Regions from separate parts of the Homo sapiens genome. Here region 2 is linked to region 1. Evidence: chromatin loops called from intact Hi-C (ENCODE). Cell type or tissue: endothelial cell of umbilical vein. All regions are shown on one strand.

The links. Hi-C counts contacts between places; a loop is a spot of excess contacts. Peaks named below come from ENCODE experiments on the same cell type or tissue, not always from the same donor. Only the 100,000 strongest peaks of a DNase experiment are listed, where the experiment ranks them.
Region 2: it touches region 1 in a loop (11-fold over the local background); 5 of 110 quality-filtered maps call a loop at or near these places.

The regions. Positions count from the first base shown.
Region 1 is chrX:26,847,280-26,855,279 of GRCh38, reverse strand. No RefSeq gene overlaps it. Among named protein-coding and RNA genes, the nearest start is that of PPP4R3C, 610 kb to the left of the region's middle. In endothelial cell of umbilical vein, a CTCF peak has its summit at 3,090; DNase peaks (open chromatin) are centred at 3,099 and 6,579; H3K27ac peaks cover 892 bases.
Region 2 is chrX:26,911,867-26,919,866 of GRCh38, reverse strand. No RefSeq gene overlaps it. Among named protein-coding and RNA genes, the nearest start is that of PPP4R3C, 550 kb to the left of the region's middle. In endothelial cell of umbilical vein, CTCF peaks have their summits at 855 and 1,056 (motif pointing right); DNase peaks (open chromatin) are centred at 4,596 and 5,426; H3K27ac peaks cover 3,786 bases.

The sequences.
Region 1 (8,000 bases):
GCAGTTTATTCCAAATGTTGTAATTTACCTTTTCTTGTGGTACCTGCAAGTTACCAAAACATTTCCTATGTATCCTGCCTTTATGACCACTATGTCAATACTTAGGATCACAAAGCCCTGCCTGAGAAAACTGTATTCTACCAACAACATTGAGAGCAGGGCCTTTGCAAATGTTATGGATGCATTATATGCCATGGAATATTTGCCATGAAATTGGATCTAATCTAGAATTGTCACTTATAATTTAAAATTGTAAATCACTTTATCATCAAATTAATTTAATTAATTATGTTTTGTTTATGGAACTATGGTAAGAAGGGGCATTTGATGCATTTTTTGATATAATGGTGAATAAGAAAGATGAGGTTTCTACTCTTTCTTGGTTGATAGTCTAGCAGAAGATCACAAAATACCTTATAAAATAATGCAATTACTGCTACAATTGAAGTAGCACTGATGCAGAACACAGCAGGCGTGATAAATTCAGTCTGAGCATGCAAAGGAAGACTTCCTGGGAGTAGTCAAATCTAAGGTGGGATCTGAAAGATAACTAGAAATTATCCAAATGAAGTTGAGAGAAAAATTATTCCAGGTGTAAAGAATAGCACATATAATGGCACAGAAGGAAGATAAAATATGGCACCTTCAAAGTACTGTAAAAGATTGAGTATGGTTCAGAGCATGGTATACAATGTACAAAGTGGAAAGGGATGACGATAGAGAGGTAAGCGGGTTAATAGCCTGGAGGACCAACTATGCCATGTTAAAGGATTTGGCCTTGATTTTAGATATATAGTTTTAAAGTTTTAAGAAAGGGGTTAATGTGGTCAGATTTTCAATTTAGAAAGCTGAGTCTGGTTACATTGTAAAAAGTAGAATGTTGGGAGGAAAACTGGAGGCAGGGATAGTGATCAAGTGTTTCACAGTGCTTAGGTATGTGATATCAGTGGCCTTGACATGAATTTAATAAGAACAATAAAACTTCATTATTGTTGGGCTGTAAGAGATTGGTAAAAATGTCAAGACAAACACACAGGTTTGTGGCATTGGTAAGTTGGTGGAAGTTGATTCCATCTCTTAGAATTCGAAGTATAGAAAAAAGAGCTCTCATCCCCACATTATTTTGGGGCAGTGAAGATGACTTTAGTTTAGAATATGTTATGTTGAATTTACCATAAGATATCTATGTTTATATTTCCAGTAGGCAACTGATCTATGTTAGAATCCTGGAAGAAAATAGGAAGCACCTCCTTAATGAATAATTAAGAAGATTTTATTGTAGGACTGCTATAAAATATAGGTAGTGCTTAAGGAAAACCAAAAGATTGATGAAGCACTTGATGCTAGTAACAGATGGAAGCCTTTACTTAGGCCTAAGGTAGAAAGGCGAATGAGCAGTAACCAGGATTTGAGAAGACATATAGCTATAGAAGAGCATCACAGGAAAAAAGACACTGCCTTCAGTAAAAGAAAAAAACACAGTCAAGTTGTGTTTTGTCAGGAAGAGAGTCAGTGGAATACATACCCTGACCCCTTTCTTTCCTTTTGCCCTTCCATTTTAAACTAGAATTTTCACTTGAAGTAACCCAATTAAAAGAAAAGGGCAAGAGAATCCAGTCCATTAGAGGCTAGCTTCTTTAGTCACAAATCAGAGTAAAGTAGTGGATAATGGAATGGATAAATGAAGGGAGAATATCCAATACAGGATTTGAATGTATTGTCTGAATTAGAGACAGGATGTTTGGGAGTTATCAGCTACATAGATGATAATTTCATCGTGTGTGGTTGGTGAGCTCATTTACGGAAGTTTTATAGTGAAAACAGAATAAAACTCATATTAGATCTCTAAGTCATGGATCAACAAACTTTTTCTGTAAAGGGTCAGATAGAAAATATTATAGGGTTTGCAGACTATATGGTCTCTGTCACAACTACTCAACCCAAGTATTGTGGCATGAAAGCAACCATAGGCAGTATGTGAATGATCAGTTATGGCTATGTTCTAATAAAACTTTAGTTCCAAAAAAAGGCAGAGGTCTGGATTTGGCCTGCAGCCCATGTTTGCTGACCACTGGTCTAAAGGAAACCACAGTTTAAGGGATGAGCAGAATAGAAGGAATTATCAAAGAACACCAAGAAGAATGTGATAGAGTTGTTAGAGTAAAACCAGGAAGATCAAGTGTTATAAAGTCAAGGGAGTGTTTAAAGGACAAGTGAATGTCTCATTATATTGAGGGAAACAGGGAATTTCAGTCAGAAAAAAACTAATAAATTTATACTGGATTTAAGGGTAGCAAGATGATTGGTAATATCATTTTCTGTTGCATTCCAGAAGTTAGATTTCACTGAGTTGAAAAAATGAAGTGAAAGCAAAATCACTGAGTGTAGCTGTCTTTTAAATTGTTTGGTTGTAAAGGGAAGAGAAAAGGTGCTAATAATTAGAGGTGATGATAGAGCTGAAAACTATATTTTAAGATAAAACAGAATAAAATATATTTAAATGTGAATAGGAAGAAACTAATATAAAGGTAATAGTAGAAAACACATGATATACGTGAAAAAGAAGGGATAATTGACAAAGGATAAATGCAGGAAAGAATGGGCCAAGATGGAAATTCAGTTTTTGAGAGGAAAGGAATATGTTTTTTGTTATAATCACAGAGAAGGAGATTATAGTGGGATTTGAGGCTTTTATCTATTTTCTATTCCTACATCACAAATAATTCCCCCATATTGTCAAGGATTCATTAATTACACTTCTATAGTTTGGTAGGGCTCACTTGGTTAGTTCTTGTATATTGGCCTGAGATCATTCATGTGGTAGCAATTATCCAGAGACTAAAATGGGGCTGGACAATTAAAATTGCTTCACTTACGTCTGGCAATTGGGGCATGTAACCAAGACCTCTAGCTCACTTTCCTCTTCAGCAGTATAGCCATGGCTATTCAAAACCTAAGAGGGTGAAAATTGAAGCTTCAAGGTCTCTTAAAGCCAAGCCTCAGAGTTTGCTTAGTGTCCCTTCTATCACGTTCTTCTCATAAAGAAAGTCATAGGGACAGCCCAGATTCAAAGACATAGCAAGTATACACTGCCACTTAGTGGGAGGAGTGGAAATGTTCCATTGACAGAGGGCAAGTAGGATGGGTGAGGTTGTTTCTAGAATCTTTCAAACCACCTCCCACAAGGCTTTATAAAACCCATTCATTTTAAAACATTCCAATTCCTCTTCCTGTTCTCAAAACAATGGACTGATTAGAACCAGAGTGTTGAAAGTATGTAGTATAAGGCATAATCACTATTAGGTAGGATTAAGAAGAATCTTTATTTTATTCAGATCTTCCTGATAATATATAAAAAATAAACAAAAGAAGCTGGAATACATTAGATTATATAATCCTTAACAAATTAAAAAAATGTGAAAATGCTTCTTTACAGCTGTTTCAAACACTTTTAAAATCCAAGATATGATATGACAATTCTCTGATTTTTGTCTTACAATTTCTATTAATAACTTTCTTTCTACTTTGTGCTAAAAAAAAAAAAAGGATTAAAATTTAAAATTTGGTCCCATTGAAACCCACATCCAAAGGGTTGAGATAGGACAAAAGTGCTTTGGAATTATTTGGTATATTCAGTTGATTTCTTGAAATGTGATTGAAAAGTGGCACAAACAATTCTTAACCATCAGAATTTAGATTGATCCCTTTATCTGAATAGAGTCTCAGTGGGTGAAAATCACTGAAATTGTAGAATATCTGAAACAACTTCAATCCATCACACTACAAAATATCATCAGTGTGCTGAAAGGAATACAAGATAATGTTTACTTGCCTATTTTTGATTCAAAAGTTTTCACTCCAAAAACTAATAAGTGGCTCCAGGTTTCTGAGTTGACATATTTCTTTAAAACTACTTTTATAAAATTTCTCCTCTATTCAATAATTCTGAAGTGCTGGGTTCAGCATTGATGATTTTTGAGAATGCTTTTATTTTCTGTCCCTCACTTTTAGTATTTTTAGTGTCTTTTTCTTCCTTGCCTTCCTCTGTTCACTGATTCACTGATTCCCTCTTTTGGGTCTATAGATAAAAGGGAATATATATATATATATATATATATATATATATATATAGTATGTATGTATATAGGTTTGAATGTACTTATTTGTAAATGCATGAATATGAGATTTTTATGCCTAAGCTCATTTTAATCCAAATGTGTATTAATATAGGAGGGGACTACTCTTAATTCTAAATGGAAATTGAGCTGTGCCCAGACAGGTCTACAAAGGTGGTGGACTGCACATCACCAGGAGACAATTTGTGAAATGAGAATTCCAGCCTAAATGAGAACAAGGAAAAAAGTGCTTCACTTTTTATGGGGGAACTTGAGGTGGAGCACATTGGAAAAGCCAATGGTGACCTCTCTGTCATTGTTTTATTATCCTGGGATACATCAACTCCTATATAAGCCAATTGAGACTAAAATCTAGGCAGAACGTACAGGTGCTTTTTCGACCAGGGACCCTGTAAGAAATGGGAGCCCATGCAGCAGAGATCTAGCAGGAGGATGATCATATGTCCTATTTTGCCCTGCACAGTCGCGCATTATTCTATTGACCTGATGTCCCAATTGTTTAGCACTCCCATTTACCACAGCTTTGACAATAAACTGTATGATCACTATACCTAGTACCTATGTGATGAAGTAGTGGGGGAAAAGAGACACTCTTCCTGATAAAGAAAACAAAACAATGTTTGGATTCAACAAGTTTGTATGCCTGTGAGGATATCAACTGTGTCTTTTTCACCATATCAGTCTTGGCAGTGGTGTCTTGCTACCTCCAAGTGTCTTCTATTGTAATCATCATCAAGAAAGTAGTCCAGAGCAGAACATGAGCCATATGAGACACCACTTTGGACCCCAACACTGGGTAAGACTTTGAGTGGCTTGAGTAACCAGCATAGGCAAGTAAGAGGAAGAATAAAATGTAATCAATCATATTAATATTTCCTTTATTTATATATATGGCCTGGAGAACTTTGAGAGAATTAGGCTATACTTATATAGCTTGCAAGTGAGTACAGAAGGTCTCTGACTTATGATGTCTCCACATAATTTTTTGACTTTATGATGATGTGAAAGTGATACACATTTCGTAGAAACTGCACTTCGAGTACCCATAAAACCGTTCTGTTTTTCACTTTCTGTATAATATTCAATAAATTACTGGAGATATTCAACACTTTATATTGTAAAATAGGCATTGTGTTAGATGATTTTGCCCAACTGTAGGCTAATGTAAATGTTCTGAGCATATTTAAGGTAGGCTAGACTAAGCTATAATATTCAGCAAGTTAGGTGTGTTAAATGCATTTTCAATTTACGATATTTTCAATTTATGATGGCTTTATCAAGATGTAACCCCATCATAAGTCAAGGAGCATCTGCATTTATAAACTTAATTGCCAAGCAATGTCTGATTTATGCAGGACTTGATATTGAGCCTATTAGCAGATATTATCTGTATGTTACTTCTCAATAAAATTTTTCTGTGATAAGCAAATAGATAGCTTCTTATTTGGGCCGAAGATTGTGTAATTTCCCTATTTGAAGTCATAGATAACTGATTAAATTATACAAATAAATCATTGTTCATAGTGTGGTTTGGGCCATCAGGTCATTAGGAATTTTGAAAGAAATTGAGGTTAGCTGCTACTAGGTAAATTTACACATATAGGCAGTACAAACACCTAGACATGAACAGAGCTATCCCATGATCATAACAAACTTCGAAAATGTAACTCCTTTGTTAAAATACTGGCTTTCTTCAAAAATGATTCTTAAATTGGGTGAGCTATACTGGCAAGGATCATTTATGTCCCTGATACACTGTGCATGTATACAAATGTGTGGTGCAAAAATAGCTTGTAAACGTCATTGTATAAATATTTTGTGCACATATTGCTAAATATTTTAAAAATCACATAATTTTTTTCAACCTTAGCCTTCCTTTTTTTGCACGCTTCTAGTTTTTTTTCTTTTATCCAGTATTGTAATGTCCCACTCTTGCATTGACCTTAGGTATTCTCTCACCAAAATCTAATGTCCATTTGTTCAACTAATTGGTTACATTCTTTTTAAATGAGTTTCAATTTGTAGCTTTTACTATTGGATTGCAGCTTAAGCAATTTATCTGCAATGATGAAATTAAAGACTTGATTTTGACAAAAGCACTTTATTGTCAGCGATGAAGTCTGCTAAATTGCTTCAATGCAGGAATTCTCTGTGTAGAGCCTCACATTGTGGTTGAGCTGCCAGGCTCAATTTGTTTATAGATAAATGGCATAATTTGGGAAGTGGTGGTTTAGTTCAATTTGAGGTTGAAATCAGGTTTTCAGGACTGAATATATTTTATTCTCCTAGTCATGAAAATTGAGATTAAAGGTAGAAAAACTTTGGCCAGGGGTTAGCCTCACTGAACTACAAAGAGGAAGCTGGTTGCTAAGAGAAGTAACTCAGGCTAAGCCACTCTTATATTTTGCTTGGCCAGTTTAAAAAACATAGGCCAATGTGATTAATTCAGATTTTCCACAGATGATTCATCCTCTGCCTAGGAACATTATGATCTAGGCTTTTTTTATTTTATTATTATTATTTTTTTTTTTTTGAGGCAGGATCTCTCACGGTGGCACAGGCTGGAAAGCAGTGGTGCACTCGTGGCTCACTGCAGCCTAGAACTCCTGGGCTCAAAAGAACTTCTCACCTCAGCCTCCAGAGTAACTGGGACTATAGGTGCATGCTACCATGCCTAACTCTTGGTCTCAAGTGATCCTCTTGCCTTGGCCTCCTGAAGTGTTAGGATTACAGGTGTAAATCACCTCACCTGGCCTAGGCAACGCTTATTATTGAAGTGGAATTAAGCCTCACTTGGCTTTTGAATCTCCCTTTGGGCCATGGCTTGGCATGCATCTCAATTCATGAGTGTACCAACATGGTATAGTGTTATGGTTACATATGTTGAATTTGCATCTTCTTATTTTTCGAGGCGGGTAGGGGATTGGTGACTAGGCTCCACAGCTGAAGCAAAAGAGAAATAAGTACATATAGATTATTGGAATAAAATGTAGAGTCCACCAACGCACCCTTATATTATAGTCAATTGATATTTGATAAGGGTGCCATGATAAATTAACAACAGTGGAAAGAATACCTTTTTTCAACTAATGGTCCTGAGAGAATTAGACATCCATACTCAAATATAAAATGGATGATAGACCTAAATATAAAATGTGAAACTATAGAACTCTTAGAAGAAAACATAGAATTGAACATTGGTGACCTTGAATTAGGAAATGGTTTCTTATATATGACACCAAAAGCATAAATGACAAAAGATAACAAACACATAAAGTGGATGTCATCAAAATTAAAATGTTTGTGCCTGAAAGTGCATCATAGAGAAAGTGAAGTGACAACCACAATATGGGACAAAATGCTAATCATATACTTGATAGGGAACTGGCTTCAACATACATGAACTCTTATAATCCAATAATTATAAACAAAACAGAACAAATGAACTAGTTTAAAATGATCAAAATATTTAAATAGACATTTTTTAAAGAAGATAAATAAATGGCCAATAAGAACATAATAAAATACTCAAAATCATTGACCATCGGGGAAAGGCAAATGAAAACCAAAATAAAATGCCACTTCACACCTGCCAGGATAGCTATAATCAAAAAGAAATATAATAACACGCTTTGGTGAGAACATGGATAAATTGGACCCTCACATACTGCTGGTGGGAATGTAAAATGATGCAGCTGTTGTGGAAAACCCTCTGGCAATTCCTCAAAAAGTTAAATATAGAGTTACCATATGACCCAGCAATTCCACTCCTAGGTATATACCCAAAATAAATGAAATCATATGTCTACACAAAAACTCGTACTTGAATGTTCATAGCAGAATTGTTCATAATAGCTAAAAACT
Region 2 (8,000 bases), 65 kb before region 1:
GTTGGATGTTTTTTATTGTTTCTCTTTCCTAATCACTTTGGCTAGGATTTCCATTATTATGTTGAATAGAAACGGCAAGATTGGGCATGCTTATACTGTGCCTGATCTTAGAGGAAAAGCTTTAACTTTTCACCATTGCATATTATGTTATGTGGGCTTGTGATACACGACCTTTATGGTGTTGAGGTACATTGCTTCTATAACTAATTTGTTGAGAGTTTTTATCATAAAAAATGTTGAATTTTGTCAAATGCATTTCTACATCTATTGAGATGATCATATGGTTTTTGTTCTTCATTCTGTTAATGGGGTGTATCACATTTATTGATTTGCATATGGTGATCCATTCTTGAATCCCACCTGATCATAGTGAACCATCCTTTTAATGTGCCATTGAATTCAGTTTGCTACATCTGGTAGGGGTTAATATCCAAAATCTATAAGGAACTTAAACAAATCAATAGCAAGAAAATAAATAACAGAATTAAAAATGGACAAAAGACTTAGATATTTCTTAAAAGAAGACATACAAATGGCCAATGCAGATATGAAAAAATTCTCAACATCACTAACCATCAGGGAAATGTAAATTAAAACCGCAATGAGATATCACCTCATACGTATTAGAGTGTATTTTATCAAAAAAGCAAAAGATAATAAGTGTTGGTGGAGACGTGGAGAAAAGAAAACACTTGTTCACTATTGGTGGGAATGTAAATGGGTAAAGTCGTTATAAAAAAACAGCATGGAGGTTCCCCAGAAAATTAAAAATATGATCCAGCAACCTCATTGCTGGGTATATATCCAAAAGAAGTGAAACCAGTGTTTTGATGCGTTATCTGCATTCCCATGTTCATTGCAGCACATTCACAGTAACAAAGATATGGAATCATGTGTGGTGGTTTTCTCAAATGCTGCTTGCCTTAGCAATGTGTTGGGCATATGAGCCAATACACTATGCCCTGCGTGACTGGGAATGCAGCGGTCTCAGGAAGCTTATCTCATGCACTAACCCTGTGCTCTTCGGACAGCAGGGATTTTTATTCAGTGATGCAGCAGTCTCCATTCCAGTAGGTGGCGCTTAAGAGTAACATTTGGTAGCCCTTTGATAAGTGGAGGCAACCCATCCTGATGGGGGCAGGCAGGGAGAGTTGTGTTGGGATGTACTGAGGTCTTGGGGGAAGAAGTTGGGGGGTTACATCTGTCTCTAGTCCTGGGCAGGGAGGAATGTGATTTGCTTCCCTGTTGTGCCCCTGTCACAGAGCTCATGACCTTCAGTTCATATAGACAGTGTCCTTTGACTCTGGCCACAGTGTTACTGAGGTCAGAGAAAATATTCTGGCAGAAGAATATTTTGAAATGACCCCAGGACTGAAATGACCCCAGGACAATGCTTCTTCTTCCAGTCCAGACCAGGCTTCATGGCTTGACTGCCTTCTGTTGCTGCGATGCTGCTCCTCTATGTACGGAGGGGGAGATTGGGCCCTGCCCATCATGCATGCCAGTGGGGTACAAGCTCACTTTCAACGGGGGTGCAGTTTCTGTGAATAGCACTGGAAAGGCTGTCTTCAAGTGCATTCGTGACAGTCTGCAGTGGAGAAAGCCTCTGCTGCATCTGGAACAGTGGACAAGGGGAATGGGAGATGACACCCCCCCACCCACCCCCCTCCACACACACACATCTATTCCTGGTCATTGGTGCTGCCTCCTTCAGAGATCCGCACTGGACCCATGTTTCCTTTGTCACAAGGGGTGCTTTTGTGGGCTATGCTCCCCACTCCCTTAAGGGTGGCCTGTGTGGAAGGTTACATCTCCAGGGATTCTGCAATTCCTCATGGTTCCACCAGTCCCCGTGGTTGCCAAGTCAGAGCAGGTTCTTGGGTACATTTGCAGGGAATCTGGCGATGCAGTGACACAAAGGATGAGGTTCCCTGAGCAGGACAGTGGCCCACAATAGGGGCACAACCAGTATGGTTTCTGCCATCTCAGTTTGGACCTGAGAGGAATGCAAGCACATCTGTATAAGAAGGCCACCTGGGGCTCTATTCCCAGGAAGTTCCCAAATTGCCACTGACAGCATTGCAGGGGTTAATGAGGGCAGAGGTGCTCCCCAATAATTTGTCAGTCAGCAGTTTGTCACAGGAATGAGTGGAGCAAAGAAACAGCACACTTACTCCCTCTGTGGGACTTCAAATTCCTCGGAGGTCAATCTCTGCCAGACTCTTGCTACCTTCCTTTTCTGTGTCCCAGCTTTTTCCTGTGGGCTCTGCAACAGTCCCGGCTCTCTTCCTTTAGCTTTCTGTTCACATCATGACCATTCAGTTGTAACTTTGATCTTTCTGAGAACTGGCATCTGATGTTTCCAGTCAGTCATCTTGAGAAAATAAGATCAGTCTCGCAAAAGAAAAACATCTTACCATTTGTAATAACATGGATGACCAAGGAAGACATTATGCTAAGTGAAATAAGCCAGGCACAGAAAAACTTAATTTTACCGTCAAGAATAATGGTTACTTATATGAAGCAATTTAATGAATTTAAATAACTACTAAACAAATGAGAATGCAAGATTCCAAAGTTAGCTAATTTATTTACATTCTCTCCTTCTTGAAAGACGATAAAATCATGCTGAGTTTGAACCGGCAGTCTCATGAACTCATCAGCTTCTTCACTAGATTACTGGATAGCTTGACTCAGTCCATGGTATGTTGTCAATATTATCTTAACAATTCCTCAGAAGTCTGTGCCCCATACTGCCTGGCATAGACCTTTTCCTGGGTCTCTGAGACAGTCCCTTCTTGTTGAAGACAAAGTACTCCGGTTTATAACCAAAGTACTCTGGCTAAGCACGTTAAGGGAAGCATTAGAGTGAAACAAAACTACCTGTGAATGGCAAAGAGAAAATAGCCATGGTTAATGATATAATGAGTTCAACAAAAATATTCCAATTGACATGGAAATTTGGTTGCTTCTGTGGCATACAACATAAAAAAAAAGTGAAGTTGACCAATAACACTACACTGTTGTCTTATATCAGGCAAAACTATAGCACGATATATCATAGACAGCATGAACATTGACAAATCTCAAATAACTTCATACAATTTGTCAAATATTTATATTAGTAACATTTTATTCATACAAATTTAAACTAGGAAAGGTCAGGCATTTCTTCTGATTTGACAATACTTCCTATGTAACTCATAACATTTCAATAATTTGATATATTATTCTAGCCCCTCTCTTTTAACAAGATGAAAGAGCCTTTGTAATTTTCCAGGAATCCCCCAGGAAATCTCAAAGCTTGAGATCAGGAAGATATTATTTAGGATTTGATTTCTGGAAGACAAAATATCAAAAGTTGTCAGGAGATTTCAACAGTTGATCAAATAAAATCATGGGTTGCTGAAAAACAATATTTGGCTTCTTATTTAATCAAATGACTATACAAAATTTCAGAAGTAAATATAGGAGGTAATATGACTTTATAAAACCTTATTAGCTTTTAAAATTGACAAGACTCTGTTCTCCTAAATAATCAAGGGCATAGTAAAGTCAACATAAAGCAGGGGAAATAATTCTGATAATAAAAGATCTTTAATTTCTAGACAGATTATTCTGAAGGTAAAGAAGAAATCTATTTTTTTCATAACCTCTCATTAAGAACAGACTAATAGTCCAAGTAAATTCTGTTATTTTAACAGAGAGTAAACCAAATTCTAATTTTGGACCATATCATATTTGACACTAAGTCTTTTTTTAATCTTAAAAATAAACCCATATAATCATAGTTATCTTTGACCACAACAAATACAATTCATTTTCCACGAACATTGTGCTACTTTTCCCTTCCACTTTGTTCTATTCCATTTTTCTTTTCCATTCAGATTTTCCTGTTTCATTCTGTAAAAACCAGTGATTTTATTTACAATAAAATTACTTATTCTGTAACAAGACATCCTTCATTCCTTGAATACTTAATTTTAGCATAAGCATAAGGTTTTAAAGTACCAAAAGATCTTTAAGACTATCTTCAAGCTGATACACTAAGAGCATAATTATTGTTGAAATGAAGTTTTACTGGAGTAAGCTCTAAACCAATCAAAACAGCAGTATTTGAAGGGATTTTTATAATCTAATTTGGTAATACTGTGTGGAGGCAGGAAACTATTACATATATATACATAGTACATAAACACACATACAGACACAAATAGAGAGCTTGTAGCTTCAATTATAAAATGTTAGCCATGAGTCAGAAACAAACACAGAAATACAAAATTCAGTGGTTGATATATAAGATCTAGCTCTTGTCCTGGCTCCACTTTTACATTTTTGCCAGGATTGGGTTTCTGTCGGATGGACAAGTTGTGCTTGCTTAGTTGATCTAGATCCTGTTGCTCATTGTAAAGAAAGCCAATCACTGAGATGTGAGTATTGCTAGGGAAGAAGACTTTAACTGGGTGCTGCAGCTGAGGAGAAAAAGAGATCAATCTTAAATCCACCTCCATGACCAACTAAAATCACGGGTTTATATAGCAGGGAAAACATGTAACTACATGCAGGAAAACAGGAATCAGGGAGGACTACAGAAGAGAAACTGGTCAACAGGAAGCAGGTGGTCACTTAGGCATTCATGATGGGTGAGGTGTCTGATGTCTCATTGTCCAGATGCAATGATCTGGTAAGTTTCAGTCCCTTGATACAATCTGGGAGGCCTGATATTTATTTTTCTGAGAAAGAAATTCTGATAAGACAAATTTTCTCAAGTTTTAAGACCGGGAGGGTCAATTTCTATGTTTACTCAAAAGCAACCATAAACATCAGTTCTATGGGACAATTAGGTCAGTTTCAATTACATACCATATGCCCATTAAAGTAACAATTACATCCACTATTTCATCATTTGGGTTGTTGAACTCAAAAAGTTTGAGAGCATTCTGTGGGGAAATATGTATTTTTATACATAAATGGTGGGAAGTAAAACTAATTTCACTTTGATGGTCACTTGCCATATCTATTAAATTGAAATGCACATTTATGTGATGCAGCAAATCTTCCATTTTATTTATACCAGTCAACAATTCTCACCTGTAGAAAGGAAGGTGTACAGTGCTGTTTGTTGCAGCATAATTTGTAAAAGAAAAGCAAGAAAAATAGGAATATTCACTAAAGGGGAACTAATTAAATCCATTATGGCTCAAACAATATTCTGCAACCTTTAATAAGAAACAGATATATTTATTGTTAAGGTAAATATGCAAGTGTAAAAGGGGAAAGAAAATGCTTTCATTTGCACACTGTGTGTATGTGTGTGTATGTATGTGTGCACATGCATATCTGTGGATGAGTGACAAAAATCTGTTTGGATGATTACCCAAAACCTTGGTAAAAATACTTGCCAGCAGGAAGTGGAACCGTGGATTTAACACTCTACTAAAGGATAAGGCATTTCCTTTTCACTGACATTACTTTTCACTGTGTTGTTCTTTGCAATTTTATCTTGTGTATGATCTCATTTAATATGTATGCTATTGATATTTCCTTTAGAGTCTTTAAAAAAAGAAAAAATGAAATAGTAGTGTAGTTACATTATGTAGAGAAACGGAAATAAAAAGGAAAACTAAAATAATCAATATAAATTTTAAATGTTTGATTTACAAAGGCATCAGCAATGGGAAACAGGGCAGGGGAATCTTTATTTTGTTAATCTTTCTATACTAGTTAATAAAAATCCATATGCCTGGTTAGCTAATTTGTTTTTAATCATTAAGAAAATATCAAACAACATACTGCCTTTGTTTAAAGAAAAACTATCAAACATTGTAGTTTATTTTAAAAACTATACAATGAAGTAATGTTAGAAAGGGGGAAAATCAGAAAAACGTGGGGAAATCATTACTCAAATAAGTCCACAAAATCCAGACAAAGCAATTATCAACTGATTTTAGAGTTTAATTTTGCTTTGCAAAACTCAATTTGAATACAATGATCTCTTCTCCTAATACCCCATATCGTTATTTGGTGCATAAATGATTGAAAAAAATTAAAACTTTATTGTAAATCAGTTGACATATTGTTTTATTACCTATTGAATAAAATATGCATTTAACTGTTTGTTACAAAATCTTAAATCTATACACATTTTATGAAATCTCTGTCCCAAATTTCTTGGTACCAATGGAATTGTTCAACATATTTTATTGCACAATTCTATAAATACATTATATTAACTATGCCACTTTCTTAATTTGAAAGATATTTTATCCATTGTTCTTTTAAAATTAAATATATTCATTTTTATAGCTGGTCATTTTATTAATGGATATTTTTGTAACTGAATCTGACTGTGTTTACAGTGTTTCTTTTAATGGCATAAGCATAAAGACTTTTTTCTTTCAAGTATTGATTTTTCACTTGCAAATTATTTACTATACTTTTATCAGACTTTCTGCACTCCTTTGTTACCTCAAATTAATTACAAATTCAGTTGTGACAAGGATGACAGTTAGTATTGGGTAGTTCTTGGAGCACAGAACAAATGAACCTCTTGTTTGGTTGTGTTTCATTTTAATATATTTTTTAAAATATTTCAGGAAAATACAGAATTTTTTCTTTAAGAAAAAAATTTTGTGTGTATTTTTAAAACACTAGTAAAGCTAGATTCTGTGGTGCAATCATATATTTGAATTGTTATGGATGTTTCTTTCAATGCCTAGTTATTGTATTCCTTGATATTTCAAGCAAAAAATCTAAGGAATACGATCTTTCTCAAGCAAGCCAAATGTGAAGGATAAAAGAAGAATGGCTTAAAAAGGAATATACCAGAACTTGTTTTTGCCCTTTCAAACTCAAAGGTTAGAGTGACAGCCCATTATTGGAATGGTAGGAATCCTGTGTCTGATGTGCTACCTAGGTGATATCCAGCTTGTAATTTTAAAAAGACAAAAGAACCTACTATTCCTTCATAGATGTAAATTAAAAATGTAAAATTGGCATTGAATGAACTAGACCTTTAATTTTTTAAATCTAAAACTATCTGGAAGCTCTTGACTAATAGCCCCAATCAAGCCCACAGAATTACTGAGAAATCATTATCAAGTAAATGGATCCTAACATCTGTTGTTTTTACTGCTGATCTTTTCTCTGCCAGCATATGAAGGAGACACTAGAAACAGGTGATACAAGGTCAGATAAAAAGAATTTTTTTCCAATGTCAAATCACTTTTCTCGAAACAAATTTTGTAAAAATAACAACATAGAGACTGAAAAAATATGATTTAAGACAATTACAACCCACCCCCATAATTCAATTACCTCCCACTGAGTCCCTTCCATGACTCATGGGGATGAACACAATTCAAGGTGAGATTTGGGTGGGGACACAAAGCCAAAAGCCAAACCATATTATTCCGTCCCTGGCCCCTCCAAATCTATGCCCTCACATTTCAAAAGCAATCATGCCTTCCCAACAGTCCACCAAAATCTTAACTCATTTCAGCATCAACTCAAAAGTCCACCATCCCAAGTCTAATCTGAGACAAGGCAGGTCCCTTCTGCCTATGAGCCTGTAAAATCAAAAGCAAATTCGTTACTTTCTAGATACAATGGGGGTGCAGGCATTCTGGTAAATATACCCATTCCAAATGGGAGAAATTGGCCAAAACAAAGGGTCTACAGGCCCCATGCAAGTCTGAAATCCAGCAGGGCAGTAAAATCTTAAAGCTCTGAAATAATATCCTTTGATTCCATATCTCACATCCAGGTCATGCTGATGTAACAGGTGGACTCCCATGGCCTGGGGCAGCCCCACCCCTGTTGCTTTGCAGGGTATAGCCTCCCTCCCAGCTGCTTTCACAGGCCGGCATTGTCTGTGGCTTTTCCAGGTGCACGGTGCAAGCTGTTGGTGGATCTACCATTCTGGGGTCTGGAGGACGATGGCCCTCTTCTCATAGCTCCACTAGACAGTGCCTCAGTGGGGACTCTGTGTGGGGGCTCCA